Linked DNA regions of Homo sapiens: region 1 is linked to region 2. Evidence: read pairs that join two places in POLR2A ChIA-PET (ENCODE). Cell type or tissue: CD4-positive, alpha-beta T cell. All regions are shown on one strand. Each heading gives the region's core, and the rest is flanking DNA. Links, peaks and the distances in the headings are about the cores only.

Evidence for each region. ChIA-PET counts read pairs that join two places held together with the same protein. Peaks named below come from ENCODE experiments on the same cell type or tissue, not always from the same donor. Only the 100,000 strongest peaks of a DNase experiment are listed, where the experiment ranks them.
Region 1: POLR2A ChIA-PET joins it to region 2 with 30 read pairs; 10 of 35 experiments call an interaction of 5 or more read pairs at or near these places.

The regions. Positions count from the first base shown.
Region 1 is chr11:122,719,378-122,734,635 of GRCh38, reverse strand. The region is part of intron 1 of UBASH3B (ubiquitin associated and SH3 domain containing B); the gene reads right to left. It overlaps LOC124902828 (small nucleolar RNA U13), which reads left to right and starts at 8,325; the gene lies at 8,325-8,428. RefSeq lists an enhancer at 7,083-7,142. In CD4-positive, alpha-beta T cell, for the core only: no CTCF peak of the experiment used is centred there; a DNase peak (open chromatin) is centred at 7,405; H3K4me3 peaks cover 1,228 bases; H3K27ac peaks cover 3,210 bases.
Region 2 is chr11:122,667,571-122,682,828 of GRCh38, reverse strand. The region is part of intron 1 of UBASH3B (ubiquitin associated and SH3 domain containing B); the gene reads right to left. Among named protein-coding and RNA genes, the nearest start is that of UBASH3B, 19 kb to the right of the region's middle. RefSeq lists an enhancer at 11,185-11,685. In CD4-positive, alpha-beta T cell, for the core only: no CTCF peak of the experiment used is centred there; DNase peaks (open chromatin) are centred at 7,458 and 8,433; H3K4me3 peaks cover 656 bases; H3K27ac peaks cover 2,423 bases.

The DNA of each region.
Region 1 (15,258 bases), core at 2,646-10,645, 52 kb before region 2:
TTCAAGATGTAAACCAAGGCAGTCGTTGGAGTGAGGCTTGCTTGTGAAGCACACCACATCTTCAGGATGCTGAGCTAAGCCAGATTACAGTGTGCTCACCAAGTGTCCCTCCCAGATGGCTTTTCTGGACAGCCAGTTCCCACCCTAGTGGTATACTGGAAGCCACCAACAACTAGTAAATCTATGAACACCATTCAAGCAAAGACATGGGGTCAGAGCACAGTGGCTTCAGACCTTGAGCCTCTTCCTTTCTCCTTGGGAATCCCCGTCTGCTCAGGCCAAGTCCTTTCCTCAGGCTCAGCCATGTCAAGCTCTTTTCAATGTCTTCCTCTTCACTGTAGCTGTTGATAAGGCCCACAGTTGATCACCAGGCTATCAGCCCCTTTTCTGTGCTCATGAAAACCAAAAGCTTTTGAAGTACAAATCTTAAGGGAGGAGACATTCAATTTTGGCTGGGCGTGGTGGCTCAAGCCTGTAATCCCAGCACTTTGGAGGCTGAGGCAGGCAGATCACCTGAAGTCAGGAGTTCAAGACCAGCCTGGCCAAGATGGCAAAACCCCATCTTTACTTAAAACACAAAAAATTAATGAGGTGTGGTGGTGCACACTTGTAGTCTCAGCTACTAAAGAGGCTGAGGCATGAGAATTGCTTGGACACAGGAGGCGGAGGTTACAGTGAGCTGAGATCATGCCACTGCACTCCAGCCTGGGCGACAGAGTGAGACTCTGTCTCAAAAACAAAACAAAAAAAAAGAGAGGAGACATTAAATTTTGACTGCTCAAATCTGCTGTAAATTCTCTTGTGCATCATTCAAGATACAAGTCAACTGTCATCCTCTAAGATATTCTAGTTCTTCAATAAGACAAGACATTACTTCTTCTGAGTTCATGCAGTGCTATACATACCTCTATTATCATATACTCTTATCATTACAATAATAATCTGTTGACATATCCATGGGTGTCTGTAAAGCAAAAATTCCAGGGCTACTCAACACATGTGTGGAATGAATACATCAATGAAGGCAGCTGCGAATGGAGGATTATGGGAAGTAGATTGTCTGTCAACACCCATTAAGAAACAAAAGCTAAACATGTTGAATGGCAGGAATTACTGATGTGAAACTTGGATCTGGGCCATGCTTTGGCGCGAGGCACTTGAACCACATAAACAAGCAAACTGGATGGCTGGGATTTGTTTCTAGTGACTTATCGTTGACATACTTGTTGATGTTAAGACTCCTCTTTCCAAAGTCAATACCTTCATCCAATCACTGCCAGACATCTTTCCCTGAAGAATTTTTTAAACTGGACACCAGGGAACTCCAGAAATAATAGAGATTGAAGAAAGCACTTTGTATTCGTGATGATCTGAATTAAAATTTAATTGGGTTTGAGATGGAGTGAGTGGGAAGCTGCTAAGGTTAGTCTTCCACAGCAAAGGAGGGAAACATTCTCTGCTGTGTATGAAGCCAACACCCCACCTCTACACTCGACTCCCCATATCCAAAGACCTTTGGCATTTTCTGTTTAGCACAAAGGCTTCGAGTCTTTAAAGAGAGAAAAGCCAATTATATGACCAGTTGGGTGGGGAGACCCTTGCTCTGCTATCCCAAAAGGCCTTCAAAAGCTTTCTGCTTGATATTATGTAGGTATAGTGACGGGTACATCATAACAAGCCAGGAATTTTAATGATTCATTGAGAGAGATACTAACATTCCACTGGAGGGAAGGAAGGCAGGTAGGATTCTGCCACTATTTGAATAGGAGGAGCTATTGATTAGAATCTATTGTTTGGAATCCAGAACACTGCCTGTCCCTTTGAATGAGGATGGGAAATTCCAGGGAAAACCTTTTCTGATAAAGTTGTTGGTTTACACAAGTGTCCTTACTTTAAGGCTATTTTTAATTAGCTTGTTAGTTTATCTAATTGAGGGTTGTTGGGGGTGGAAAGATGGGTGGTGGAAAGACAAACCACGATTTCATCTCCATTATAAACACAGGAAATACGTGGGGCTACAATAGGACTTTACAAGTTGTATTTTACAAGTTGCAGGAAATACCATGGAAGAACACAAGCCTTCCTTAAGGCAAGATGAAGTCCAGCCCAGAGCAAAATTCCTGTGTCTCCATTAGGAAACAGAGACTTACAACGTGCAGGGCCTGGGCAAGAGTATAAAGAGAGGCCCACATACACCAATGTCTAAATGTTTACAAATAATAAATCAAGCGAACCAACTCATAAATATGCCTTAGCCTCCAACCTTGGCCAATATACCTTCATAACAACCTGGTTAGAGGCTCAGACTTCTTGCCATTGTGTGTCAGGGTATGGCAACCTGGGAAGAGCCAGCAGCCAGCCGGCCTTGGTCTGTTCTCCTGTGGTCTGCTTCCATCTGCTTTTAGCTCAGACCCTGGCTTCTGTGGGGGTACCAGGAGGGTCCTCACATGTATGCATATGGGTACCCCAAGAAGATGTCAAAGTTGTGTCCACACCCCCACAAACAGAAGCTCCTTTGTCATCCTCAGGGCTAGGGCTGTCTGTCTTTGGGAGACTAGAGATGGGGGAGACACCCCGGAAGCAGGTTCCTCATCATTTGTGTTCCTAATATCCAGAGCATGGTGTGTGTGTGTGTGTGTCGTCGGGGTGGGAGACACATAGGCTCCAGGGTATGCACATCTCCTTCAAACTAAGAACTCTTCACTCTGTACTAAAGAACGTGGCCATGGGAAGACCAGAATGCAGTGCTCTAGGCTAGGACATGTCTGGGTACAAAAACCTCAGTAGTGAGTGTGACAAGAGAGCAAACATTTAAACAAACTAGTAGAGCAGTCCTGCCTTATCTGTGGTTTCACTTTCCAAGGGTTCAGTTACCAGTGGTCAACTGTGGTCCAAAAATATTAAGTGAAAAATTGCAGAAATAAACAACTCACAAGTTTCCAATTGTGTGACGTTCTGGGTAGCATGATAAAATCTTGAGCCATCCAACTCCATTCCACTAGGGACATGAATCATCCCTTTGTCTAGTCTGGATACAGGCTGTGGATGCAGTAGTGAATCCACACTGTTTGCACTCTCCGCCTGTTAGTCACTTAGTTATCTAGTGACTAGATATCTAGGTTATCAGACCAACTGTCCCAGTATTGCAGTGCTTATGTTCACATGACCATTATTTTACTTTATAATGGCCCCAAAATGCAAGAGTAGTGAGGCTGGCAATTTGGATATCCCCAAAGAGAAGACGTAAAGTTCTCCATTTAAGTGAAAAGGTGAAAGTTCTCAACTTAATAATGAAAGAAAAAAAATTGCATGCCAAAGTCACCCAGGTCTACAGTAAAAACTCATCTTCCATCCATGAGATTGTGAAGAAGGAAGAAGAAATTTGTGCTGGTTTTGCTGCCACACCTCAAACTGCAAAAGTTATAGCCATAGTGCATGATAATTGCTTAGTTAGGATGGAAAAGGTGTTAAATTTGTGGGTGGAAGACATGACCTGAAACAGAATCCGATTGGCACAATTGGGTCTGGTGCTCTCTGCGCTTTCAGGCATCCACTGGGAGTCTTGAGTATCCCCAAGGATAAGGAGGGGCCACTGTAATAGGAAAATCACACTGTAGAGACTATGGGGATTGCAGACATGGCAGAACCTTTAGGGGGCAGAAGTAGTGAAGGTTCCACTGTCAGGGAGGGAAATGAAAGACAGCAAGACAAGGACAGAAGGTGAATAAGAATCCAAATATTGGCCAGGAGCGGTGGCCCATGCCTGTAATCCCAGGACTTTGGGAGGCCGAGGCGGGCGGATCACCTGAGGTCGGGAGTTCAAGACCAGTCTGACCAACATAGAGAAATCCCGCCTCTACTAAAAATACAAAATGAGCCGGGCGTGGTGGCACATGCCTGTAATCCCAGCTACTAGGGAGGCTGAGGCAGGAGAATCACTTGAACCTGGGAGGCAGAGGTTGCAATGAGCCGAGATCGTGCCATTGCACTCCAGCCTGGGCAACAAGAGCAAAACTCTGTCTCAATTAAAAAAAAAAAAAAAAAGAATCCAAATATTTGCATCACAGCGGGCTGAGAAGGCAAGCTCAGTTGTGCAGCGATGTGCAGTGCTGGCCCTACACCTCTGTGAGGGGGTTTGGCTTAGGATAGGCCTCTCTGGGTGTCTGAGGAGGCTGACCTGAAACAGAGATGGTCTGGCAACATGAATGGAAAATACCAAGGATGGCATGGAGTTCACGTTGGCCACTGTGCCCGGCCAAGTCCTTGGGTCTCTTAGGGGACACATGGAAAGGCGGGAACCTCCCCACAATGTGAGTGCAATTGTTCAAGGACCCGTGTGATGTCACCCACACCCTGTCATGTCTGTGGAAGCCACTTCTTCCACAGCCACCAAGCCATCTCGGCTCACTGCAAACTCCACCTCCTGGGTTCAGGCAATTCTTCTGCCTCAGCCTCCCAGGTAGCTGGGATTACAGGCGCACACCATCATGCCCAACTAATTTTTGTATTTTCAGTAGAGATGGAGTTTTGCCATGTTGGCCAGGCTGGTTTTGAACTCCTGGCTTCAAGTGATCCACCTGCCTCGGCCTCCAAAGTGCTAGGATTACAGGTGTGAGCCACTGCACCTGGCCTTTTTTTTTTTTTTTTTTTTTTTTTTTTTAGATAGGGTCTCACTCTGTCACCCAGGCTGGAGTGCAGGCATGATCATGGCTCACTGCAGCCTCGAACTCCCATGCCCAACTGATCCTCCCAGCTCAGCTTCCCAAGAAGCTGGGACCTCAGGTACGAAGCTAACTGCCTGGGTAACTTTTTAGGGTTTTTTTTTTTTTTTTTTTTTTTTGTAGAGATAGGGTCTTGCTATGTTGCCAGGCTGGTTTCAAACTCCTGGGCTCAAGCGATCCTCCCACCTGGGCCTCCCAACGTGTTAGGATTACAGGCATGAGCCACTGTGCCCAGCCTGGAACATTTTAAAGCAAATCCCAGGTATTATATCATTTTACTCCAAAATACTCATAAAGATTTATTTACCCTAGAGTATTTTAAAACAACCCAGACATTAGCATGCATCTCTGATAAGAACTGTTTTATCTTTAACATAATCACTTGCCTTTATCATATCTAACATTTATAATCATTCTTTAATATCACTGAATATCAAATCCACATTCATTTTCCCCTGATGGTCTCAAAAATGTCTTTTTCCAATCAGTTTGTTTGAATCAGGGCCAATGAAGGTCCTGACTTCAGCAGGATGGAAAGCCCCAGTGTGTGGCTCAGGCACCAGGGCCTCTCACACCCCTTCCCCTCAACAAGAACCGCGTGGCATCTCAGCTGAACTGGGCCACAAGACCAAAAGTGACAAGGCTTCATCTTCTGGGCTTTCTGGCCTCTGGAGAAATAAGTCTCAGTGGGAACTGCAGGGAGCTGGCCCCTGTGGCGTTGGAGTACTCACTCCGCAGTCCTAGTCAGAGAGCCACTGTCCAGAGCCTCCCAGTCCTCCCAGGATTTAGGTCACTGAGCCACAGTAGACCTGCAATGAAAGTGGGTTCCTGCTCTCTCTGGTACTCCCTCTACTTTTCATGATTTGATCTTTCTAGTTAAAGGCCAAAGACAAGCTGCATGGGGTGATAGAGCCGAAAGCAGGGACGGCAGGCTGAGCACTCTCTGTCCCCGTCTGACCGGGTGGCCTTGAGCAAGTCTCTGACCAATCAGTTTCTTTACTTCCAAAGTGAGAGGGAGGGATTTAACAATCCCTAAGACCCTCTAGCTCTGACATTTTATGACTCTAAGCTCAAAAGCCACCAAATGACTTTGTTTCTGCCCCTGTGCTAGATGTTAGAAGTACACAGATGTCTCTCTTCTTAGATGATAAACTGTTTAAGGGGAGGGGCTCTATCAGATTTTGTCATCACCAGACTCCAGCACAGTGCAAAGCGCATTCTAGGCACTCAACAAATGTTGCTGAATGGGGTACCCAATCCAACAACCAATTCTTGAGCATCTACAGTGAGCCAAACACCATGTTAGGCTGGGGAATCACAAAGATCTCCCTGGGGAGGCTAATATTTAAATAGGGAGATGTTCAATGGAGAAGAAAAGTTTGATAATTATAAGAGAAGTAGCTATGGGTCTTAACAGCTCAGACCTAAGATAAAGAAATTGGGCTGGTGGCCCCCATCTATGAGCTTCCTGCTCCTCAAATTTTACCCTGTCAGCTACGCTTAATTCCCAATCCCCCGACCTGCTTCAACAGGAACACCATAAAGAGTGGTCCTAGGACAAAGAAAAGGCAGAAGGATGTCTGTGCCAACTTGCAAAAAGGAGTATCTCCCAAGTAGCATCCGGAATTCTTTCCAGGGTCAGCCTAGGGAAGCCCACAGAAATGACGTGGACGGCTAAATATTCCCCATGTAAACTCAACGACTCTGCATCCTCATGGAGGACAGGCATGTAGATCCTCCCAGAACAACTGCATAGTTTCACCTCAAGATGGGCTAAGGCCGGGTGTGGTAGCTCACGCCTGTAATACCAGCACCTTGGGAAGCTGAGGCAGGAAGACTGCTTGAGCCCCGTAGTTTGAGACCAGCCTGGGCAACACAGGAGACCTCATCTCTAAAAATAATAATAATAATAATAATGATAAGATGGGCTAAAACTACAGGGCAGGAGAAGGTCCCCAGTGAGGTGGACTTCCTCTAGGTAAGGAGCCTTCAGGATAGGGACTGGGCCACTGCTGCCATCTGGCCCAGCTGTGCGGGGAGGGTGAAATGACTGTTCAAAGTCTCTTTGGGTCTTTGGGTGGAAACAAGGATTTCTTGAATTCACGAAGCTGGCAAGGCTTTGAATCACAGCCCAGAACTGAGTTCCGCATTGCCAAGTCCACGTCTGAGAGAAAACAGCCTTATGCTCTACCTAAGAAACCAGATAAACACACTGCCTCAAGAAAAGACTTCCAGGAAGCGTCCCAGCAAAACAAAACCAAATCCCTTTCAAAACAGTGACCAGGTCCCGTGGTGTCAAGACGATAGCCTCGCTGTCCTTGTCTCCTGGTGCCCATCTCGGAGGCCTCCACGGGGCTTGCTGGGCCTGGTGCTTCACTCCCTACGTGGGGACAGGCGGGCCCTGGAGAAGATGTCATTAAAGTGTAATTTTAGAAGTGAAGGCATCTTGGGGATCATCTAGTTTCGCCCCTCCCTCAATTGATAGACAACTTCCTTCCTCTGAGCCTCTCCTGCGACCCTTAGAGAACGCAGGAAATTCACCACAGTAAGCAAAGACATGATGTCTTTATGACCAGGAGTTTGCAATTCTAGCTAATTACAGCCAACACTGGCTCGCTGCTGCGCTATGATTTGGAGTCTTAAAGCTTCTGTGTGGCTCAGCACTTGTGGTGGAAGAAAAAAGAAAAACGAAAGAACTCTGCAACAGAAACTGGGGGAGCACTTGCAGGCACATGTGTGCAGCAGGAGTCCCCGGCAGGACGCGGCTTAAAATCAGACACACATGGCCTGGCCAGAAACTGGGGCTGCTAATTAAGGCTCAGAAGTTTTGAAAGGAAGAGCTGGAGGGGAGGAAAAAAACCCAGCAACTTGTTAACAATTAGCAATCGGAATCCTTTTTTAAAAATAAGTCCTGGGACCCGTGGACAAGAGGGAAGTATTTTGCTGAGAAACCATCAAAACAGCACTACTCTGAGCATCCCTTCTGCCAGAAAGCTCAAAACGGTTGATCAATGTGAAATTACTTATTACTTTCCCACATGGGAGTCAGGGCGGACAATATTGTCCCTCATTTACATAACAGGGAGACAAAGTCACAGCAAAGCTTCTGCTTCCCTTTATTTCACTCTGGAAGGAATAACTGGACTAGCTAGAAATCCCTTAGCAAATATGACTTTGATTTTTCAAAGACCTTGTTGATACATCCTACAAGTGAAAGGGAAAACAGGAAGAATCTATGATCCCATTTGCTCATAGTTGCATAAAGAAATGTTGGTGCTGGGCACAGTGGCTCATGCCAGCAACTTTGGGAGGATGAGGTGAACAGATCACTTGAGGTCAGGAGTGCGAGACCAGCCTGGCCAACATGTGAAACCCCGTCTCTACTAAAAATACAAAAATTAGCCGGGCATGGTAGCAGACACCTGTAATCCCAGCTACTCGGGAGGCTGAGGCAGGAAAATTGCTTGAATCCGGGAGGCGGAGGCTGCAGTATGCCAAGATCGCGCCACTGCACTCTAGCCTGGGTGATAAAGCAAGAACTCAGTCTCAAAAAAAAAAAAAAAAAGAAGAAGAAGAAAGAAAAGAAATAAATGCCGAAAGGTGATCTTTTTATAGTTCATAAGCGTAATGACTGGGTGTTCACGTGCGTGTTTGAGATGTGCCACCCTCGAACCTTGTTACGATGTCGGTATATTACCCATCTGACATGAAAAGAAAAAAAAGAAATGCTAGAAGGATACCCAAGAAACAAATAAGAGTGGTTTCTTCTGGCAGGTGTGGAGACAACAGGGTGGATGAGCACAGAGGGAAGGGCAAACTTGTGTGTAAACCTTCCTATCATTTTGTTCTTTGAACCATGAGCATGTTTCCTATTAAATAATAAAATTAAGTGCAAATATATTCTATAGAAAAATGAAACAAGGGGCCGGGTGCAGTGGCTCACGCCTGTAATCTCAGCACTTTGGGAGGCTGAGGTGGGTGGATCATGAGGTCAGGAGTTTGAGACCAGCCTCGCCAACATGGTAAAACCCTGTCTCTACTAAAGATAGAAAAAATTGGCCGGCGTGGTGGTGCACACCTATAATCCCTGCTACTCAGGAGGCTGAGGCAGGAGAATCGCTTGAACCCGGGAGGCGGAGGTTGCAGTGAGCCAAGATTGAGCCACTGCACTCCAGCCTGGGCGACAGGGTGAGACTCTGTCTCAAAAAAATAAAAATAAAAATAGAAAAGAAAAATGAAACAAGCAATGGAGCCCCACTTTTCCTCCTGAGTAGGCTACATTTGCAGGAAATCCAGTACAGCATGCTCCTCCAACACTGTCTAAAGATGAGCTATGGAGAGGGAGTATAATGTCGCTACTGCACCTACAGAACGATGGGGAGACCAGACACCGGAAGGGCTCTTCTCCAGGGTACCCTGAATGTCGTGGGCTGAATCAGCACCACATTTTCCAAACCCTTGCCTCCTGACCACGGTTAAGGTTGGGCCCTCTCTGAAATGGTAGATACCTTGCACTCACATTTAACAAGGGCGAGGTACTCAAGTCATTGAGTTTGTTTCTTTTCTTTTCTTTTTTTTTTTTTTTTGTTTATGGTGCTATGCTCATCACAGCAACTAGAGTGATTTTATTAAAATCCAAATTTGAGGCCGGGCACGGTGGCTCACACCTGTAATCCCAGCACTTTGGGAGGCCGAGGTGGATGGATCACCTGAGGTCAGGAATTCCAGACCAGCCTGGCCAACATGGTGAAACCCTGTCTCTAGTAAAATTACAAAAATTAGCTGGGCATGGTGACGGGTGCCTGTAATCCTGGCTACTCGAGAGGCTGAGGCAGGAGAATTGATTGAATCGGGGGGTGGGGGTTAGGGGGTGGTGGGAGGTTGCAGTGAGCTGAGATCGTGCTACTGCACTCCAGCCTGGGGGAAAGAGCAAGACTCTGTCTCAAAAATAAATAAATAAATAAATAAAATAACATACAAATTTGAGCCTGTTCTTCGAACACTCCCAGTGAGTCCCAAGTGCCTTTCCTCCAGGCAAAGTCCTCATCCCTTGGCATGGGGCTTATGAGTCTTAGGATCTTAGGATGCCGCTCACTGGACTCTCCACTTCACCTCCCACTTCCTTTTCATGCAGCACATTCCCCACTTTCTGTCATTTCCTGCACATGCTGGAGTTGTCATGCCTCTGTGGCCCTGTGTGTGCTGTTGCCTCTCTCTGGAATGCCGTTCCCCTTTCCCCCATCTGGTGAATTGCTAATGACATTTTAAGATCAAATGCTACTACCTCCTCTAAGAAGCCAGTTCAGGCCTGGCCCAGCCCATCCATGGCACACAGCTGGCCGCTCCTCTGTGTCCCCGCAGTCCTCTGATTTTTCCTCTATTACAGCGTTCCCTATGTCAACAGCAACTTTACATGGCAGTGGTCTGTTTTCATGCCTGTCTCCCAGCAAACTGTGAACTCCTGCAAGGTGGGCCCCTGGTGGTTGCCTCTATGCCCTCTATGCCACAGTGGTGGACCCAGAACATGATGTTTGTCAAACAACAGTGAAGTTAGCACTTATGCCGCAACTTCTACATGCCTGCCCCGATTCTAAGCACTCCACACATAATAATTCATCTGCTCCTCGCCAAAACCTGAAGAAGTAGGTACCAGTGTCATCATGATCTTACCGATGAGTACACCGAGGCACAGTGACAATTACAAAGCTAGTAAGTGGCAAAGCCAGATATGGAATCCAGGAAGTCTGCCTCCAGAGCTTAGGCTCTTAACTCTATGTAATAATATCTATCAATAGATGAATGAACGAAATAACCAGAAATCAAACTCCCATTCCTAAGGCAAAGGTCCTCCAGGTTCCAATTTCTAAAATCCCAAGAATAGCTGCCACACTGGGAATCTGGGATGAGGGGACCACCCACCAAAGTCCACATAAGCATTTAAACTCCGGGAGCTCCCAATGACACAGAACCAGCTAGGACAAAAGAGCCCTGCTCTCAAGTTACTTTTACACACTGACATAGCCTCACCCAGAAGCACCAGAAAATCCACTCAAAGTTTCCCATAGCCACCCCCAGGGCCACCCTGCCTCCTTCCTATTACAATGAAACTTGAGATTTTTGAGGTTTCTTCATGATGATCTAGCTCCAAAACACAATGCACATGGAAACAGGAAAGGTTTACCACTAACTCTCTAAGCCACCGGCCCATGGTTTCTACCCGGTGCTCTTTGGGACTCTTTCTTGGAACTGGGCTGAAACATCCCTTGGGCCTGCCTGCCACTGTTGTCTGATGGGCCCAGATAACTGACAAGGATGGATACTTTGAGACACTTGCCTGGGGCCTGCCTTTCCACCACCTTCTCCAAATCTGCTTATTGCTGCTCGCAGGGAAGAACAGATGAATTTGGCCTTTTGCTGGTGAGCAAAGCAGAGTATGAGAAGAAACCAACACCCCTGGGACAACTGATAGATGGGAGAATGCGTCTCCAAGGGAGATCACGTGGAAATGAAATCAGGTTTGGAGACAAAGGCTTTAGGCTGGAGACTTGGCTCTACTATTCACTAACTTAAGGACTTAGGTTATTTACCATATTTGAGTCACATCTGCAAAGGAGGTTAACGGCTTCCTCATGTGTTGTGATGAACAAATGAAATATTATATACAAAAGGGCTTTGTAATCTGAACAGTGGTTTCCAAGCCTGGTTAATTGTCAGAAATGACAAAGGATTTTTTTTTTAATTACAGATTTCTGATCCTCTTAAGCCTACTGAATTAAAATCGCCAGGAGGAGCCCAGGAATCTGTATTTTCAGAAACTTTCTGGGAGCTTCTGAAGCATAACCACAACTCTAAAGCTCTGTGCAAAGGCTGGCAGTATTATAGCCCCATGGCGAAAGAAATACCAGGTCTGGGCCGGGCGCGGTGGCTCACGCCTGTAATCCCAGCACTTTGGGAGGCCGAGATGGGCGGATCATGAGATCAGGAGATCGAGACCATCCTGGCTAACATGGTGAAACCCCGCCTCTACTAAAAATACAAAAAATTAGCCAGGCATGGTTGCGGGCACCTGTAGTCCCAGCTACTCGGGAGTCTGAGGCAGGAGAATGGCATGCACCTGGGAGGCAGAGCTTGCAGTGAGCCGAGATCATGCCACTGCACTCCAGCCGGGGGGACAGAGCGAGACTCCATCTCAAAAAAAAAAAAAGAAATACCAGATCTGAATATTATGCTTAAAGGGTAACCCCCTAGAGCTGTCAGACTTTCATGTGAAGAATTTCTAAGGAATGTAACTTCACTATGGATATTCAGAAAAGAAGCCCAATTTTCTACCAAGCTGGAGCTTAGAGACCAAAGAACTCAGGAAGAGCAGTTTTCTCCTTGGATATCTAGATGGTTCCTTCTGCCACTGAGCACTCTCCTAGACAAAGAACAGTCTCAAAATATCCAGAGACACACAGACATTTCCCGTCTCTCTCAGTATCTGGCAGAAGCAGGAGAACCAGAAAAAAGATGTTGCAAGTTAGAAATGGACCCGTGCAGCAAAAGACAATCTTCAAGTGTTTGAGACCTGTACTTGGGTTCCTGGAGTGCAGGAGAGAACCAGGACACCTATCAGTAATTAGGAGAGGCAGAATGTTTAAGTCAAAGTCTTGCAAGGCGAGGAAGCAAGAGAGCATGAGGGCGGAGCTCTAGGTCCCACTGGGCCATCCACCAAGGGCAGCCTTCAGCTGGTCACTACCCTCCCTGTGCCTCTGTCTTCATCTGTAAAATGTGATACAACTTGTCTACTGCAGGAAGCTTTGTGAGCTTCAAACAAAATAACAGATGCAAAAGGTTGCAGGGCCCTGGGAGAGGGCAAATACCATGTGATGTCTTTATTCTTCAAAAGTATGATGACTAATGCATTATACCACAGATATGAACATTCTCCCAAGAATCAAAAAGTCTGTGTAACTGGTTCATCCAATAAACAGTGTCTTCTATGAATGTCATTCTTTGACTCCTTAAGAAAAAGAAGCCTCTCTCTGCTAAGAGGCATCCCCAAAGAACAGAGTAGCATGTTTCTAAATTTCACCCAATAGCAGTGAAATGCATTAACGGATTTGCCAATGAGCTACTAAGCCTAAGAAGTTATGTTAGGAGACCTGGAAAAGAAGGGTTAAAAGTGAGCAACCTCACTAGGGTAAAAAGGAAAGATCCTGGAAGGCTTTTGGAAACCACTAAGTAACAAATGTAGCTCCCACCTCCCACCCACGCACCACTGGAAATAACTTTAAATAATGCATCTGAGAATGTCTGCAGAACAGGCAGTCTGGATTAAGGACTTTTAAAGGGATGGTGTTTGAACAAGGATTCTTTCAGGGAAACCATCTTGAGAATTACTGAACTCTCAGGCAAGCTCACTCTGACAAATATCCTTAAGCAAGCTTTGAGCTAGAGCTGAAATCCTGGTGTGGTAAATATCATCATACGGGAAAGCAATTTATAGCAAAAAAGATTTAGTGGTCCTCCCAGCCACCACATTCCCACTCCCACCCCCCCGTAGTGCTGTGGAAGATTTGCTTACTCTAAGTGAACAGAATTCCATAAAGAGCTTGGCTGGTCAGTCAGCATCTGTTGTAGAAACTGACCTAGAGTCATTCATTCTTTTTTTTTTTTTTTTTTTTTTTTGAGACACAGTCTTGCTCTGTTGCCCAGACTGGAGTGCAGTGCCGCGATCTTGGCTCACTGCAAACCTCCACCACCGGGTTCAAGCGATTCTCCTGACTCAGCCTCCAGAGTAGCTGGGACTACAGGCACACGCCACCACGCCTGGCTAATTTTTTGTATTTTTGGTAGAGACGGGGTTTCACCGTGTGAGCCGGGATGGTCTCCATCTCCTGACCTTGTGATCTGCCCACCTCGGCCTCCCAAAGTGCTGGGATTACAGGCGTGAGCCACCGCGCCTGGCCGAGTCATTCATTCTTTTAACATCTACTATGTGTCAGACATTTTTCTAGCCTTGGGGATATAGCAGAGAAAAAAAAAATACAAAGATTTTTGACCTCATGCAGTTTATATTCTAGGGGAGAGGACAGTTATAGTAAGCGTTTTGGAAAAAATAAGGCAGGGAAGGGTGGGAAGGGATTCCTATTTTGCATGGAAAGATTAGATAAAGGTAATGAATGAGTCAGGGAGGGAGAGCTCTGTGGATAGCTGTGTGAAGAGCCTTCCTGGAAGAGCAAGCACAAAGGCCCCAGGCAATGGCGTGTGTAGTGTATTCAAGGAACAAAGAATAGACCATGTGGCTTCAGCTGAATGGGCAAGGAGGTACATGCTAGGAAACAGATTCAGAGAGGTAGCAAGGGAACACCCTAGAGACAGGAAGGCTTTAGATTTAACTTTGTAACACAGAGAACGTTGGGGCATTTTGAGCAGTGGAGTGATTCCATCTGCCTTACACTTTGAAAGGATCTCCAACTATTCTGATGAGAAGAGACTACAAGAAAGCAAAAGCCAAAACAGGGAGACCAGTTTGGAGGCAATTGCAATAATACAAGCAAGAGAGAATGCCAGGGATTTGGATCTGTGGAAGCGGCGAAGCTGACAGATTCACTGATGGACTGGATGGAAAAAGTGAGGCGCTAAGGGTGACTCCAAGGCATTAGAATGAACATCTGGAAGAAAGAGTTATCCTGCTTGGAGATGACAAGACTGTGGGAGGACCCATGTTTGAGATGCCTATTTGACATCCATAGGAGATGCTGAGTACGGAGTCTGGAAAATGGGAGAGAGGACTGGGTGGGGGATGTAAGTGCAGGAGTTGTCAGCATATGGATAGTACATAAAGCCAGGAGTTTGGAGACTACTATGGGGGTGAGTTTAGACAAAGGAGAGAAGGGGTCCATGGTTTTCAGCTGAGGGCTCTCCAATATTTACAGGTGAGGAGATGAGGAAGCCAGCCAAGGAGTTGGAGCAGAAGCAGGCACTGCAGTAGGAGGACTAAGAGAGAAGAAACTCCTAGAAGCCAAGGGTCTTTAAGGAAGCATCGAGAGAGGACTGATCGCCTGCATCCAATGCTGCTGATGGAGGATGGAATTGCTCACAATATATGGCACTACTGTGGCCATTAGTGACCTTGATGACAGCAGCTTTGGGGGGCAGTGTGACAGAAGCCTGATTGAAATAAGTTTAAGAGAAAAGAGGAGGATAGGAAGTGGAAACAGCCAGTAGAGACAACTTGTTTGGGAAGTGTTACTGTTCAAGAATCTGATTTAACACTTTAGGTTTTGCAAGAAGAGAAACAGATGAAATGATCTTTCCAGCTACTAAGGCTGATTATTACTACCTTTGCTGGGAGGCTCCTTGACCTATGTGATGGGATACATAGATGCCTGGTTCTGATGAACTCATGATGTGAACCACAGGTTTTTCCCTCTCAGAGACTTATTTTAAGGAGGACGAAGGGGAAAAGACAAGGAGAGAGTAATGAAAGAAAGGGACAAGAAAAATGGTAAGAAAGACTTTTAAAGAGTTTCAAGCCATGTTAAGTTTCCTA
Region 2 (15,258 bases), core at 2,505-10,504:
CCATTAAATTTTTTTAATCAGTAGTTTATTATATTTATAATCACTGTAGGATGGCTGGTGAATTCTACAGAGCAAGCTTCCCCGTGACAGTGCTGGGCTTGGTGCAGCTCCCTCTTGGAGGGGAGGGGAAGCTACAGGCAGCCCAGAGCTGGGTTATTCCTCTAGCCCTGCCAGGAGAGAATGAGAGGAGAGCTGGCCCCTAGTGTCCTAATTACCATCTTCCTCAAAGAAGCTCTCGGTTAGAAAGAGACGTGCATCTCAGGCTCCAGGAACCAAATGAAGGAGAAAGAAGTGTTTCTCAACTTTTTACAGGGAAAGATACAAACTCGGGAAAGGCAGACTGGAAAGAATATGGAATTTGGAGTCAGAAGGTTAGAGTCACTCCTTGCCCCACAACAGGGACAAGTGAACTTCTCAGGACAAGTGAACGCCTCAGCGTCCCCATCTATAAAAATGGGAATATAACTATCATCCATATCAAATAACTGCCACGAGGATGAGATGAGATCTCATACTGGACGGTGAGAGGCAGCTTGGTGCCGTGGGTCAGACTTGTGTCTGTTGGTGGCTCCGTTGTACCATCCACACAGTCAACTACTAAATAAATGAAAACTATTATAATTAATTATTTAAGAAAAAGCAATTTGTCCAAGGCCTCATGGTGCGTCGGCAGGGTTGGCAGGGTACTACGCAGGAGGAGAATTTGCACTCGCTATCCTCGCAGTGATCCCTCCGAGCTTCCAAGTGGCTGTACATGGGCAGATGATTCACGACTGGTGCTTTTTTGACAAGGCAGGGAGAACAGACAGGAGATGGGCCCATCTTGTTCTGACAGCTGGGCCACCCTGGGTGGCAGTGATGAGTCAGCCTTGCTGCTGCCACACTCAGCACACAAGGCTTCCCAAACCCAGGCAGAGCATCGTGGATCGCAGACACGCTGACCATGCAGTTGTGTGATGGCAACAGATGACTTGTCTCTTTGTGTCCCTTCCCCAAAAGTACTCAGTAACCTAACAGGCTTCTACCAGCCTCCAAATAGAAGCATCTTTTTTTCAAACCCTGAAGGGATCAAGCAAGCCAGAGGGGTAAGCATGTGGGTTTGCATGCATGTGCCTGTGTGTGTGTGTGTGTGTGCATGTGTGTACAGAAGAATGCATATGAACCTGTGCCTATTACCCCTGCAGACAGCATGCTATCCCAGTGTCATGGTGGAAGAACAAGGAACAGGACATTCAAACAGTGGATGACCAGGTCCCTACTTCCCAGGACTCGGCTTTCTTTGGAGGGAAGCTTATCCATGTTCCCCGAGGACCTACTACACACGTGATTTCAGAGTGGACTGTTCAGTGTGGCTTGTCTGGGACTTATATTCTCAATCTCATCATTGCCTTTCTGTGTCCAAAACCAAAGCATCAGAGGTACAAGAAGGCAAAACTCCATTTCCTCTGTGAGCACTGTTCCTGTTTGACTGAGGAATCTGGCTAGAACAAGAAGAAATAGGGCCAGAGTTGGGGCTATGTATGTAGAAATTTTGGGTGGATTTAAAGAAATCAACGTCTTGGATTTTGTCACAAGAAAAATCACTTAGACACCCTACAGTTATGGATAAGAAACCAAATGGAATGCTTGATTCATTCTATTATGCTTTTAAGTAACTATTACAATGAATGATTCATTAATTACTATGAAAGAGCAAGGTTTCAACAAAAACAAATACGAATAAATTAAATAATTTCTAGCGAAACTTCATTTGTTATGGAATAGCACCTAATCTAACTTTTATTTTGCTAAATAAAAAAGAGTTTTGGTATCTTATTTCAGGTATTGAAATGCCTCGGGTCTTGCTCTGGACAAACACATTGCCCTGGGACCGGCTGCTCACAGCATTTTGGCTTTGACACGGCAGCTCTGACATTAAAAAGCCCTTAACTAACCATTTGCAACATATCAGAAAAAAGGTTAATTTGCCTTTTACGCATCCTTTACTCTGCTCTGTTGTAGAGGAGAAAAGACAGGACTCTGGTTCTCCTTTCAAATCAGTTATGCATAGAATAAAGGAAGAGCACAGACAGGCACGGTGGCTCACGCCTGTAATCCCAGCACTTTGGGAGGCTGAGGCGGGTGGATCACTTGAGGTCGGGAGTTCAAGACCAGCCTGACCAACATGGAGAAACTCCGTCTCTACTAAAAATACAAAATTAGCCAGGCATGGTGGCACATGCCTGTAATCCCAGCTACTCAGAAGGCTGAGGCAGGAGAATCGCTTGAACCCAGGTGTCAGAGGTTGCGGTGAGCCAAGATCGCGCCATTGCACTCCAGCCTGGGCAACAAGAGCGAAACTCCGTTTCAAAAACAAAAATAAAGGGAGAGCACTTGATAGGAAGGCAGCAGACCTGCATTGAAGTCCTAACCAGTAACAAGCTGTGCTACTCTCAGCAAGTCACTGTCCCACTCTGAGTCTCTATTTCCTGATCTGAAAATAAGGACTTAGTGTAGGTGTCCTTCCCCGTGCCTTTGATTTTCACAATCACTCTCTGAAGCATATAGTTCAGGAGGTTTTATTTGAAGCTGAAGATACAGAAACCCACAGATCAAGAGCCAGCAAACTACAGCCCAGGGGCCAAACCAGCCCACCTCCTGCTTTTGTACAGCCTGTGAGCTAAGATGGTTTTCACATTTTTAAATGGTTAAAATAATTGGTTGGGCATGGTGGCTCACGCCTGTAATCCCAGCACTTTGGGAGGCCGAGGCGGATGGATCACTTGAGGTCAGGAGTTCGAGACCAGCCTGGCCAACATGGTGAAACCCCATCTCTACTAAAAATACAAAAATTAGCCGGCTGTGGTGGTGGGTGCCTGTAATCCCAGCTACTCAGGGGGCTGAGGCAGGAGAATCACTTGAACTTGGGAGGCGGAGGTTGCAGTGAGCCAAGATCGTGTCATTGCACTCCAGCCTGAGTGACAGAGAGAGACTCCATCTCAAACCAAAAAGAAAAGAAAAGAAGAAAAAAATCAAAAGAAGAATGACATGTTGTGACTGATGGAAATTATATGAAATTAAAATTTCAGTGCCCACAAATAAACTTTCATTGGAACACAGCCATGCTTATTTGTTTATATATCATCCATGTCTGCTATTGCAAAACAGCAGAGCTGAGTAGCCACCATGGAGACCATATGGTCGGCCAAGCCTGAAATATTTACTCTCTGGCCCTCTACAGAGTTTGCTGGTCCTTGCTAGAGATCAAGGTGTCCCAGACTTCAGTGTACATACCAATCACCTAAGGATCTTATTAAAGTGGAGATTCTAACGTAGTGGGTTTGAGGTAGAGCTGAGATTCTATGTTTCTAACAAGCTCCTGGTTGGTACCAAAAGGGCTGGTCTGAGGACCACATTTTGAGTGGCGAGGCTATGCTCTCTCAGACAAATCTGGTTACATCGTGAACTTGCTCACCATCCTTTGGTGCCTTTCCGGGGCCTTCAAAATAAACTGAGACTCCCTAGTACCATGCAATTGTCGCCAGCTTCTCCAGCTCCTCTGCCCCCAAATACACTGCGTTGGTGCACCAGGATTTCTCATCCATCGTGCCTATGCACGCACTGACCTCTTCACCTACACTATCCCCTCCTCGCCCCACCCCTTCACCCTCAACATGTCCAGTTGCCCAACTCCCTGTCTTCCCAACCTCAGCTCCAGTGGCACCTCCTTAGAGTGGATCCTTCCTGGATCCTGTGAGTCTTGTGCTTTCTGGGCTACGTGGCTTTTAGTCAGGTCTCTTAGTACCTCGTGTACCTCTTCACAGCCTGAATTACATGGTTATGACACTACGGCTCTTAAACACAGAGGCATCCTTGTTTATTCCTGCATATCCAGCAGCCAAGCACAGTTCTTGGTACATCATGGGGTATAATGAGTGTTATTTGGGATGGCACAAATGAATTACCCAGGATTATGCAGCAAATCAGGCGAAACGCTGGGACTAGAGCCCACACTTTCTAAATCCTGGTACGCGGTTCCTTTGCTCTAAGCTATGCCTCATAAGTGGATACTCATTCTCCTGACTGATGGAGGAATTTGTTCCACAGCATTCCAAACTCTGAATGGTCTGAAACTCTTAAGAGATTTTGGGAATGGCAGCCCCTCCCCATGACTGACTATTTTGTGGAGCACAAGGGTCAATCAGCTCCTGAAAACACACCTTTCAGCCTCTGGGCAGTGGGTCCTGGGATGATGGTGGCAGTGCCTGCTGGACCATCACATATACTAGTGAGTCATGTGGAAGTGATCCCAAGTGGTTAGTGAGAGACCTAGGAAAGAGATTTAGCCTTCACCATCTTCACTCCTAGAGGCTGCAGGCATTTCCCTTCTCACTTCTTATGGTTTCTATTTTCTTATTGGACATCTGGACTCAAAGGAACATGGGTCAGCCAGACAGATCTAGGCTGAGTGCAGCCACAATGGAAAGAAGGGCAGAGAGGATGGTCCCCATTGTGACCCCTGCTAGCTGACAGGGCTGTGGCAGGATGGAGTAGGGTCCCACCTGGCCTCAAATTCCCACCATTCAGTCACATAGGTATTCTCTCCAGGTCACTGATGGCTGATATGAACTGAACTGAATTGTTTCCTCTTAAAATTCATATATTGAAGCCCTAACCTTTAATATGATGGTATTTGAAGATGGGGCCTTTGGGAGGTAATTAGGGTTAGACAAGTTCATGGGAGGAATTCTAATGATGAGATTAGTGCCCTTGGCTCATGCCTATAATCCTAGCACATTGGAAAGCCTCAGCAGGCACATCACCTGAGGTCAGGAGTTTGAGACCAGCCTTGCCAACATGGCAAAATCCCATCTCTACTAAAAATACAAAAACTAGCTGGGCATGGAGGTGGGAGCTGGGTGTGGTGGTGGGCACCTGTAATCCCAGCTACTCAGGAGGCTGAGGCCGGAGAATTGCTTGAATCTGGGAGGCAGAGGTTGTGGTGAGCCAAGATTCTGCCACTGCACTCCAGCCTGGGCAACAGAGTAAGACTCTGCCTCAAAAGCAATAGTACCCTTATAAGAGCCTTTTTTTTTTCGAGAGGGAGTTTTGCTCCTCTTGCCCATGCTGGAGTGCAATGGCACCATCTCAGCTAGCACAGGGTATACAAAATAATAAATGTTAATAAAAGGTTATTAAAGAGATGAATGAATGGAGTGCTTATTATGTACCAGGCACCATGCAAAGGGCTAGGGAAAGATAAAAGACTAAGATACTATCTCTCCAAGGAGTCACAGTCTAGTCTGGGAAACTGACATAAGCTGACTTTGATGATGTGATAATGGTAAGTGCTCCACCAGAGGCACGGCATCAGGTACGTACAATGTTCCAGGGCAGCACAGACGCACATAAACACATTCTGCCTCGAGATGGGAATGTAGTATATAGGAGTTAGGAATGGATAATGCAACCTGAGAAATTTTCTCAAAGGAGAGAATATTTGAAAAGAACGTACAGTACTCCCTTGGTATCCATAGGGGAATGATTCCAGGACCTCCCTCAGATATCGAAATCCTCAAGTCCTTGATATAAAATGGTGCAGTATTTGCATATAACCCATGCACACCCTCCTGTGTACTTTAAATCATCTCTGGGTTACTTATAATACCGATTACAACATAGAAGCTATGTAAATAGTTGTTATACTGTATTGTTCAGGAAATAATGGCAGGAAAAAATTCTGTTCATGTTCAGTACACATGCAATTTTTCCCCCCAATATTTTTGATTTGCAATTGGTTGAAACAACAAATTCAAAACCTATGGACATGGAGGGCCGACTGTATAACATTTCATCTAAGAGAAAAATGTACCCAGGATGAAGTTATCCATGGATTCATCAACAAACATAAGCAAGACCCAGAGGTGTTGAAAATGCAAGGGCTTGAGTGATAAAGGCGGCTTTCATAAAGGTGGCTGAGTCACACAGAAGAGCCTGGGGGCGGGAGGCAAAGGTGAGCAGGAAGGGCCAGAAGGTGACAGTGATGCCAGGAAATACAGAAGGGAGCCTGAGGGGAAGACAGGGAGACAACAGTTCAATAATGCAGGGATGCTGGAATGTCGCTATTTAGAATTTTTTTTTAGACAGGGTCTGGCTCTGTCACTCAGGCTGGAGTACAGTGGCACATTCTTGGCTCACTGCAACCTCCATCTCCTGGGCTCAAGCAATCCTCCCACCTCAGCCAGTGTAACTGAGACTACGGGCCTGTGCCACCATGCCCAACTAGTTTTTGTATATATTATTTTTTTGAGATGGAGTTTTGCTCTTGTTGCCCAGGTTGGAGTGCACTGGCGCAATCTCGGCTCACTGCAACCTCTGCCTCCCAGGTTTTCAAGCGATTCTCCTGCCTTAGCCTCTTGAGTAACTGGGATTACAGGCACCTGCCACCACGTCCAGCTAATTTTTGTATTTTTAGTACAGACACGTTTTACCATGTTGGCCAGGCTGGTCTTGAACTCCTGACGTCAGGTAAACCACCTGCCTCGGCCTCCCAAAGTGCTGGGATTACAGCTGTGAGTCATCCTGCCCAGCCAGTTGTTGTATTTTTTTAGTAAAGACGGGGTTTCTCCTTGTTGCCCAGGCTGGTCTCGAACTCCTGGGCTCAAAGCGATCCTCTTGCCTCAGCCTCTCAAAGTGTTGGGATTACAGGCCTGAGCCACCACACCCAGCCAAAAATTTTTTTAATGAAATCTTACAAGGGCTGTTAGGGTGAGGTGGGAGAGCTGAGGGGTCTAAAGCCAGATAAACTTCAGTGCATTGGCACAGTCACTTCTGAGTGGGATAAATCCTTTAATGTATCTGTCTTGCTTTTCTCATTTGTAAAATGGAAGTACTGCTTACTACTTTCCTCAGGATTGGGAAAAGAGTAAAATTACACATAGTAGGTTCAGAACAAATGTAAGCTCTCACTCTCTCTCTATTTAATTGTAAAGAAGTTCCAAATACCCTGCAGTTCCAAGATGGTCCGCTGCAAACTGGAGGAAAATGGGCTCTGCCTTCAGCAGGTGCCTCCTTGTTTTGTGATTATCTACTGTGTATGCGTCTATCTCCTTCCTACTCTCAGGAATTCACTGGGGCCAGGATTACATCCTGTTTATCTCTGGGGGCCATGGACCCCAGTGCTTGGCTCATCAGAGGTGCTCCTTGCAGCTTTGAAGAACTAAATTGCACAGATGGGCAAAGCAGACATAAACTGTCTTACCCAAAGTCACAGGACAGAACAGCGGCTGAGCTAGTTCTAGAACTTTGACCTCACAGTCCATTGATTTCATGATGCCACATGGTCTCAGACCAAACAGAACAAAGACTCTGATCTCATCCAGTGACATATCAATTCCTCTCCAAATCCCCACCAAATGGGAACTGCCACAGAACGCTGAGCATCCGCGTCACCTTTCTCTTTCTCAGAACAGCATCCACACTTTCACACGGAGGAACAGAACCAACACTCAAAACAACTCTTAAAACACTTTCCTGCAATGTGGTCTCTAAACACAGGAAACAGCAGCTGGCTGCATTGCCAGTAATGCTTATTTGCCAGTCAGGGTGCTAGAGCTCTGTGTGCAAGTTTAAAGCTGTGATCCAGGAACAAAAATAAACCAGCAAAGCAGAAACCGAGGCACCATAAACACGGGTCTAATAAAAGGTTTTTGGAGCCAGGAAAACTTGGGTTAGGGACCCAGCTCTGCCACTTAATCATGGTGCATGTTTAATAAACTCAGTTTCCTCATCTGTAAAATGGGTTTATTAATACTAACTGCAGGCCAGGCACGGTGGCTTATGCCTGTAATCCCAGTACTTTGGGAGACGAAGGTGGGTGGATCACCAGAGGTGAGGAGTTCGAGACCAGCCTGGCCAACATGGTGAAACCCTGTCTCTACAAAAAATACGAAAATTAGCCGGGTATGATGGTGCACGCCTGTAATCCCAGCTCCTCAGGAGGCTGAGACAGGAGAATCGCTTGAACCCAAAAGGCGGAGGTTGCAGTGAGCTGCGATTGTGCCACTGCACTCCAGCCTGGGCCTCAGAGCGAGACTCCGCCTCAAAAAAAAAAAAAAAAAAAAAACTAACTGCAGAGCTTTGCTGTGCTGAGTAAGAAGACAATGTTTGGGCTGGGCGCGGTGGCTCATGCCTATAATCCCAGTACTTTGGGATGCCGAGGAGGGCAGATCACGAGGTCAGGAGATCAAGACCGTCCTGGCTAACATGGTGAAACCCTGTCTCTACTAAAAATGCAAAAAAATTAGCCGGGTGTGGTGGCGGGCGCCTGTAGTCCCAGGTACTGGGGAGGCTGAGGCAGGAGAATGGCGTGAACCGGGGAGGCGGAGCTTGCAGTGAACTGAGATCGCGCCGCTGCACTCCAGCCTCAGCAACAGAGCTAGACTCCGTCTCAAAAAAAAAAAAAAAAAAAGACAGACAATGTTTGTAAGGTGCCATGGCTTATGATTGGCACATAAGAGATGACTGAATGGTATTTACCTCCAACAGCTTTGAGAATCTAATATGAATTCACTTGACAAAATCCAGCTCTTCAGAGGAACGAGGGGCCCCAACTCGAGTTATTTTCACTAGCTCTTTCATGATTCCATAGCACCGTTTACATCTCTGTGTTTGTGGGCACTTAGCAGACTGCTGTATACTTATTTGGTTTTCTTTTTTTATTTTGATATAATTTAATTTTTATTTTTGTTTTCCCTACTAGACTGGGAGCACCAAGGTGGCAGCTCATTCTCTAGCCATATCTGTTTCTTTTGATACTAGCAGAGCACACACTTAATAAATGTGTGTGGGAAAAACAACAACACAGCCCTATTAACAGGAAATTAGTGGAAGAAAAAGAGGCATCCTGAACCCTAGATATGCAGCTCTAAAAAGATACTCTAATATTCTGGCAGGAGTCCAGCAGTAAGCTGAGAAAGGCTGAAGAAATTTGAGAGTACTTCCTTCTTCATCATGATCTTCTTTTTCTTTTAAAGTAGAAAATCCCCTCTGCAGAAAGAGCAATTCCAGAGCAAAGAGGACCAAACAAGGAGATAGGATTGGACTCTTTAGCAAAAAAATATGCATTCTCTCCATCATCAGAAATTGCAGTGACAATAGAAAGAGCGCCAGGCCTTCTGGAACTTTTTTAAGTGACGGAGTCTCACTCTGTCGCCCAGGCTGGAGTGCAGTGGAGCCATCTCGGCTCACTGCAAGCTCTGCCTCCCGGGTTCACGCCATTCTCCTGCCTCAGCCTCCCGAGTAGCTGGGACTACAGGCGCCCGCCACCATGCCTAGCTAATTTTTATTTTTATTTTTGTATTTTTAGTAGAGACGGGGTTTCACCGTGTTAGCCAGGATGGTCTCGATCTCCTGACCTTGTGATCTGCCCGCCTCAGCCTCCCAAAGTGCTAGGATTACAGGCGTGAGCCACCGCGCCCAGCCCTGGAACTTTCTATGGTAAGGAGTTAAAGGTTGGCTAAGGCTATTCCTTTTACTGCTGAAAACTTCAGCCTCCTAACTTACAAATTCAAATCCTCCTGAGTCTCAAGGGCCTGCATCCCCAGCTCAACAGTTCCTTTTCTTCCTCCTAAGGTGGCTGTTCTGCCCTGGCTTGGTTACACTGGACTTGCTTCCCATCTCCTTTGCTGAGGCCTCTCTCAGCAGTAATCCCTTCCCAAAATGCTGAGCACAACTCACTGTCACGTGCCCAGAGGCCAGACAGTGGCTGGCCAGTGAACGCTTGCCCAACCAGCGAATGCTGAGGGCTCATCTTTCCTAAGGCCATTGCTCAATTCCATCAGTTCATCACTGCACATCCCCTCAGCCCTGGGGTATGGATAATCCATCCCTAACCAACCTGAGAATCATGCCCATGAAAGCCGCTATCCAGAAGCTGATCCATAAAGGACACCCCTAGAGGCCATGTCCCTACTGCAGGCTGGCCCAGCCTGGTCCCCCAGGGACTTTAGGTATGCTCCTGACTCCAACACAGAATGCTTGGGTCCTTCTGAGGAGGCTAACCAGGAAGCTCTGCTGTGCTCACTCAGAACCAGAGAAAACTCTCGCTGAGGAGGTCGAGCATCTGTACGTGGGCCAATGGTTTCCAAAAGTTGTTTTTTCTTGTGAACTGAAATCTGACCCTGTCCCCAGCAATTATAACCACTCATTAAAGTTCACAAAATAGGCCGGGCACTGTGCCTCACGCCTGTAATCCCAGCACTTTGGGAGGCCGAAACAGGCAGATCACCTGAGGTCAGGAATTCGAGATCAGCCTGGCCAACATGGTGAAACCCCATCTCTACTAAAAACACAAAAAGTAGCTGGGTGTGGTGGTGTGCATCTGTGATCCCAGCTACATGGGAGGTTGAGGTTGAGGCAGAAGAATCGCTTGAATCCGGGAGGCAAAGGTTGCAGTGAGCCAAGATTGTACCACTGGACTCCAGCCTGGGTGACAGGGAGACTCCATCTCAAAAAAAAAAAAGTTCACAAAATAGGCATCCGTTTTTCAGTTGACAGCCCTTTCACTCTTAGAGGAGAGATACCCTCCATCCCTCTCCATCATACCACATTATGTTGAAGTCATCTGCTTGGGTCTGTCTTCTTCAAGAGGTTGAGGGCTCCTTGTGGTCAGGGTCTTATTCATGATTGTACCTTCAGAATGCGGCACAATTCCCAGGTGCCTGACACAAAGTCACTGCTCAGTAAACTTTTGTTGGACTAACAGGAGCCTGGTTCTGTCCTGCCTCAACATCTTCCTTATCTCTGCATGTCTTTTCCAGACTAAACATCGGTAGCCCTGCATGACCTGTTTCCCAGGACAACCCATTCTGGGGCAGCGGCTGGTGCCCCAGCATGCAGAAGATGGAAAAGGAACATTAAAAAACCAAACAACAAAAAACAAACCAAAAAAAACTTCACATACTGAGATTCCATCCTCCACATCCTTCGGAGCCAGCTGCACAGCAAACAGCAACCGTCTGTTTACTCAACACCCCCTGGGAGTCATCCCATTCGGAAGTCTTCACCAGTCACGCACAATGCAGGCCATCTCACCGAGGCGGTTTTCCTGGTGTCCCACCGCTCTTCCTCTGAGGCCCATCTCTCCTGCTCCACTGGTCTGTAAGGCTGGCAGCCACAGGCCGGAACAAGACAGCCCACTTGTGGCCTCCCTGCCAAGGCCTGATGGATAAAGTGATACCGGGAGATCTGTGGTGTCTGAGGCGGCCAGACAGCAAGGGGACACAGCTGTCTGTTCAGCCTTCCATTTGTGGGCCTGTGGTCTTACGTTTGGAGGAAGATAAGAACTTCAAATATTCTCCTCCAACCTGATGTAGAAAAGCTGCTGCAGATCTGAGGCCTGACGTCCCAGGAGGGTATCTTGATTGCTCAGTGGATCTTCAAGACCAGGTGCACACCACCATGCTGGCTAATTTTTATGCATTTTTTGTAGAGATGGGGTTTTGCCATGTTGCCTAGGCTAGTCTTGAACTCCTGGCCTTAAGCAATCTGCCTGCCTCATCCTCCCAAAGTGCTGGGATTATAGGCGTGAGCCACTGCGCCTGGCCCATGGATTTTTCTTGACAAGGCAGCAGCTCTGAACTTGCGAGGCCAGGCAGAAGGCAGGAGTGGTGTGGCTCCCACTGCGCACTGAGGAGCGCCACACTCCTAAGCCAGCTCCCCGCATCTCTGTTCCCCTCCTCAGAACACTCATCACACAAACTGAATGCTATTTTAATTATTCCTTCTAGCAGGGTGTGGTGGCTCACGCTTATAATCCCAGCACTTTGGGAGGCCGAGGTGGGCAGATCACCTCTGGTCAGGAGTTCGAGACCAGCCTGGGCAACGTGGCGAAACCCCATCTCTACTAAAAATACAAAAATTAGCCGGGCGTGGTGGAGCACGTCTGTAATCTCAGCTACTCGGGAGGCTGGGGAAGGAGAATCGCTTGAACCTAGGAGGCGGAGATTGCAGAGAGCCACAGTCGCACCATTGCACTCCAGCCTGGGCAACAGAGCTCAGTCTCGATAAATAAATAAATGAATAAATAAATAATAAATTATTCCCTAGGCTCCATCTAGGTCTTGAGGAGGCTGGGGAGGAAACAGAAACACACTCTTACCAGAAGACTTAGAATAGTTTATTAACATACCCAGAGTCCCCTTCTGTACTCAACACTGTAAGCCCAACCACCATGCCTACCATTTATCGTGCACTTAAGGTCAGGCTCTGCACTCACCATTCTTATGTGTATTATCTCATCTAATCATTGTAACAATTCCTTGAGGCACAGACTATTACCTTCATTTAACAGAAGACAAAACTGAGCTTAGAGGAATTTGGTAACCTAAGTGGAGTAGGAATTTGAATGTACATCAGTTTGATCATACACTCAAGTACCAGACACACCACTCTGCATTCTGCCCCAGGAGCCCTTTCTTGAGGCCACAAGAATAGGAACATGCTTCCTATTTCTACCACAGAGGTTCATCTGGCAGCAGCAGGTGGAGGCTGGGATAGGTGGTTGGCAGAGACTTGGTGCTCTGTGACCCGTAAGTACAATCCTGTCCCCATTTTCTCACAGTTGGGAGCTGAGATGGGCAGTGTATATACACACACACACACACACACATTCACACTCAGAAACACATACACACACACACTATTCCAGAAAGTGTGATAACCATTCCAACTCCAGACCACATCACTAGACAGCCAACCCCACTGCATTTAGCTGGGGCCAAGTCAAAGAACAAACCAATGGGCAAGTCGGGTTGCCCTCTTGACCCCAGTTCCATGTAATCTAGAGACTTCATATCATTTATTTAGATCTCAAGTTTCCTTCCTTCTGCTGTTCATCAAACCTTCATGAACACTAGCTACATGCCAATACCATGGATGCTGGCTAAGAACTCTTGAGTGTGCAGTTGATTGCCTGGGATTTGCATCCTGGTTTCTACCACTTTCTAGCTGTGTGATGTTGGGCAAGTTCAAATCTCTGTGCTTCAGTTTTCTTATCTGTAAAATGGGTATAATAATAGTTCCTATCTCATAGGGTTGTTATGAAGAATAAAACAAAATAATACATATGTTAGGTGTTTAAAATATTGTCTGGCACACTGTAGGTACCCAGTGAAGGTTAGCTATGACTACCTGGTGCTTGGGTTGGAAATGGTAAGGGTGACAAGTTAGTAACAGAAATGTCATGAACTCAGGGGAAAGGCAGACCAAGCGCTTACATACACACATGCTGTGGCTGACAGAATAATAGTCACCAAAGCTGTCCATGTCCTAATCTGCAGACCCTGTGAATATGTGACCTTACATGGCAAAAGAGACTTTACAGATGTGATTCAGCTGAGGAGCTTGAGCTGGGAAGATATAATCATTAGGGCCCTTACAAGGAAAGGAGTGAGGCAGGAGAGTCACAGACAGAGACAGGAGGTGATGATGATGAGGAGGGCTTGGAGTGACGTACTTGAAGATGGAGGAGGAAGGGGCCACTAGCCAAGGGATGGAGGCGGACTCTGGAAAAAGTCAAGGAAACACATTCTTTCCAGGAAGAACACGGTTCTATTGACGCGTTGACGTTAGCCTATGATATGCATTTCAGACTTTTGACTTCCTAACTGAATAAATGGGAATGCATGTGTGTTGTTGTAAGCCACTGAATTTGTAGTAATTTGTGAGAGCAGCCATAGGAAGCTACTACACATGCTTTTGGCTATATTTGCTGCATTTCACAAAGCCTCTTGTATTTCACAAAAGCCACCTGCTAACTCATTATGACTCATGTCCCTAGTTCCCAAGGGATAAAGTGAAAATTTAAGCTTCCAGAAGGATGTGTTTACTTTGGTGGAGATGGCTTCTCGAGTGACTCCTTCTGTTCCTCACGCTGACGGAATTAGCCTCTCTGAAACAGTGGTGCTTGGCAAGGAAGAAGACTAGAATAGCCCACTAAATACCACACAAAACCAACAGTTCACAGTACTTTGAGAGCCTCAAAGTACCAGGACCCAATTGTTGGTAACAAATAATAGTATCACTTTGCATGTGCATGACTTTTTGTGGTTTTTATTACTTTTATATCCACTGCCTCATTTCGATGCAGCCACCTATAGAAATAACGTTCAAAACCACATCCTCAGAAAGTGACAGATCCAGGACTTGAGCCAAGTCTTTTGTCTCTAAAGCCAATTTTCTTTCTGCTATAGCAGAATATCGCTTGTTCTTACCCTCATGGATGGGTGACTGAGACTACTGTCTATCCCTTCAATATCCTATCACTGGTACAAGTGGCACTTTCTCACCCAAGCATCTCACCCACCTAGAGAGATGCCCACTCCCATGGCCTACGGACAGGTTAGCTTTGTCTTCTACAGGCTGAGATGCAAACAAAAGGCCAGAAGCAAGAGAGGAGCAAAAGGAAAAGACAGAGAAAACCATATGAAAAGGCTAATTCAGAGAACAGATCCTCCCATTCTTCCAGAAAACAGAGCCAAAACCTTGTTAGAAAGCTGACTCGGCCACGCATGGTGGCTCAAACCTGTAATCCCAGCACTTTGGGAGGCCGAGGTGGGAGGATCACCTGAGGTCAGGAGTTCAAGACCAGCCTGGCCAACATAGTGAAACCCCAACTCTACTAAAAATACAAAAAAAATAGCCTGGTATGGTGGCAGGCGCCTGTAATCCCAGCTACTTGGGAGGCTGAGGCAGGAGAATCGCTTGAACCTGGGAGGCAGAGGTTGCAGTGAGCTGAGACTGCATCATTGCACTCCAGCCTGGCAACAAGAATGAAATTCTATCTCAAAAAGAAAGAACAAAAGAAAGCTGTCTCTAGGTGCCTGGACTCAGAGAAGTAGCCTGATATGGAAAAAAGAAACCATGGTCTCAACTGAGATCAGCAGGCCTAAGCTCTGGTTTCTATCACAGACTAGCCGTGTGGGATCTTGAAAATATCACTTCATTTTCTGGTCTCATTTTACTTAAGTGTAAAGAAAAAGGGTACTAGACTAGATGAGCCCTACTAGCAATTCCAGCTACAGATTTCTGAGCGTCTACCTCTGGAGGTTTCTTCCAAGCAGGATCTTACACCTGAGGCATAATATTAAATTATTTGAACTGTCTACTGGCCTTCCCAGAATTTTTCCTCTCCTCTCAAACTGAAGAGTATTGCTCCTGTCTTATTGGTGCTTCAGATGTAATCGTGTGCTCCCTGTCTGGTTTATGACCCTCACCCTC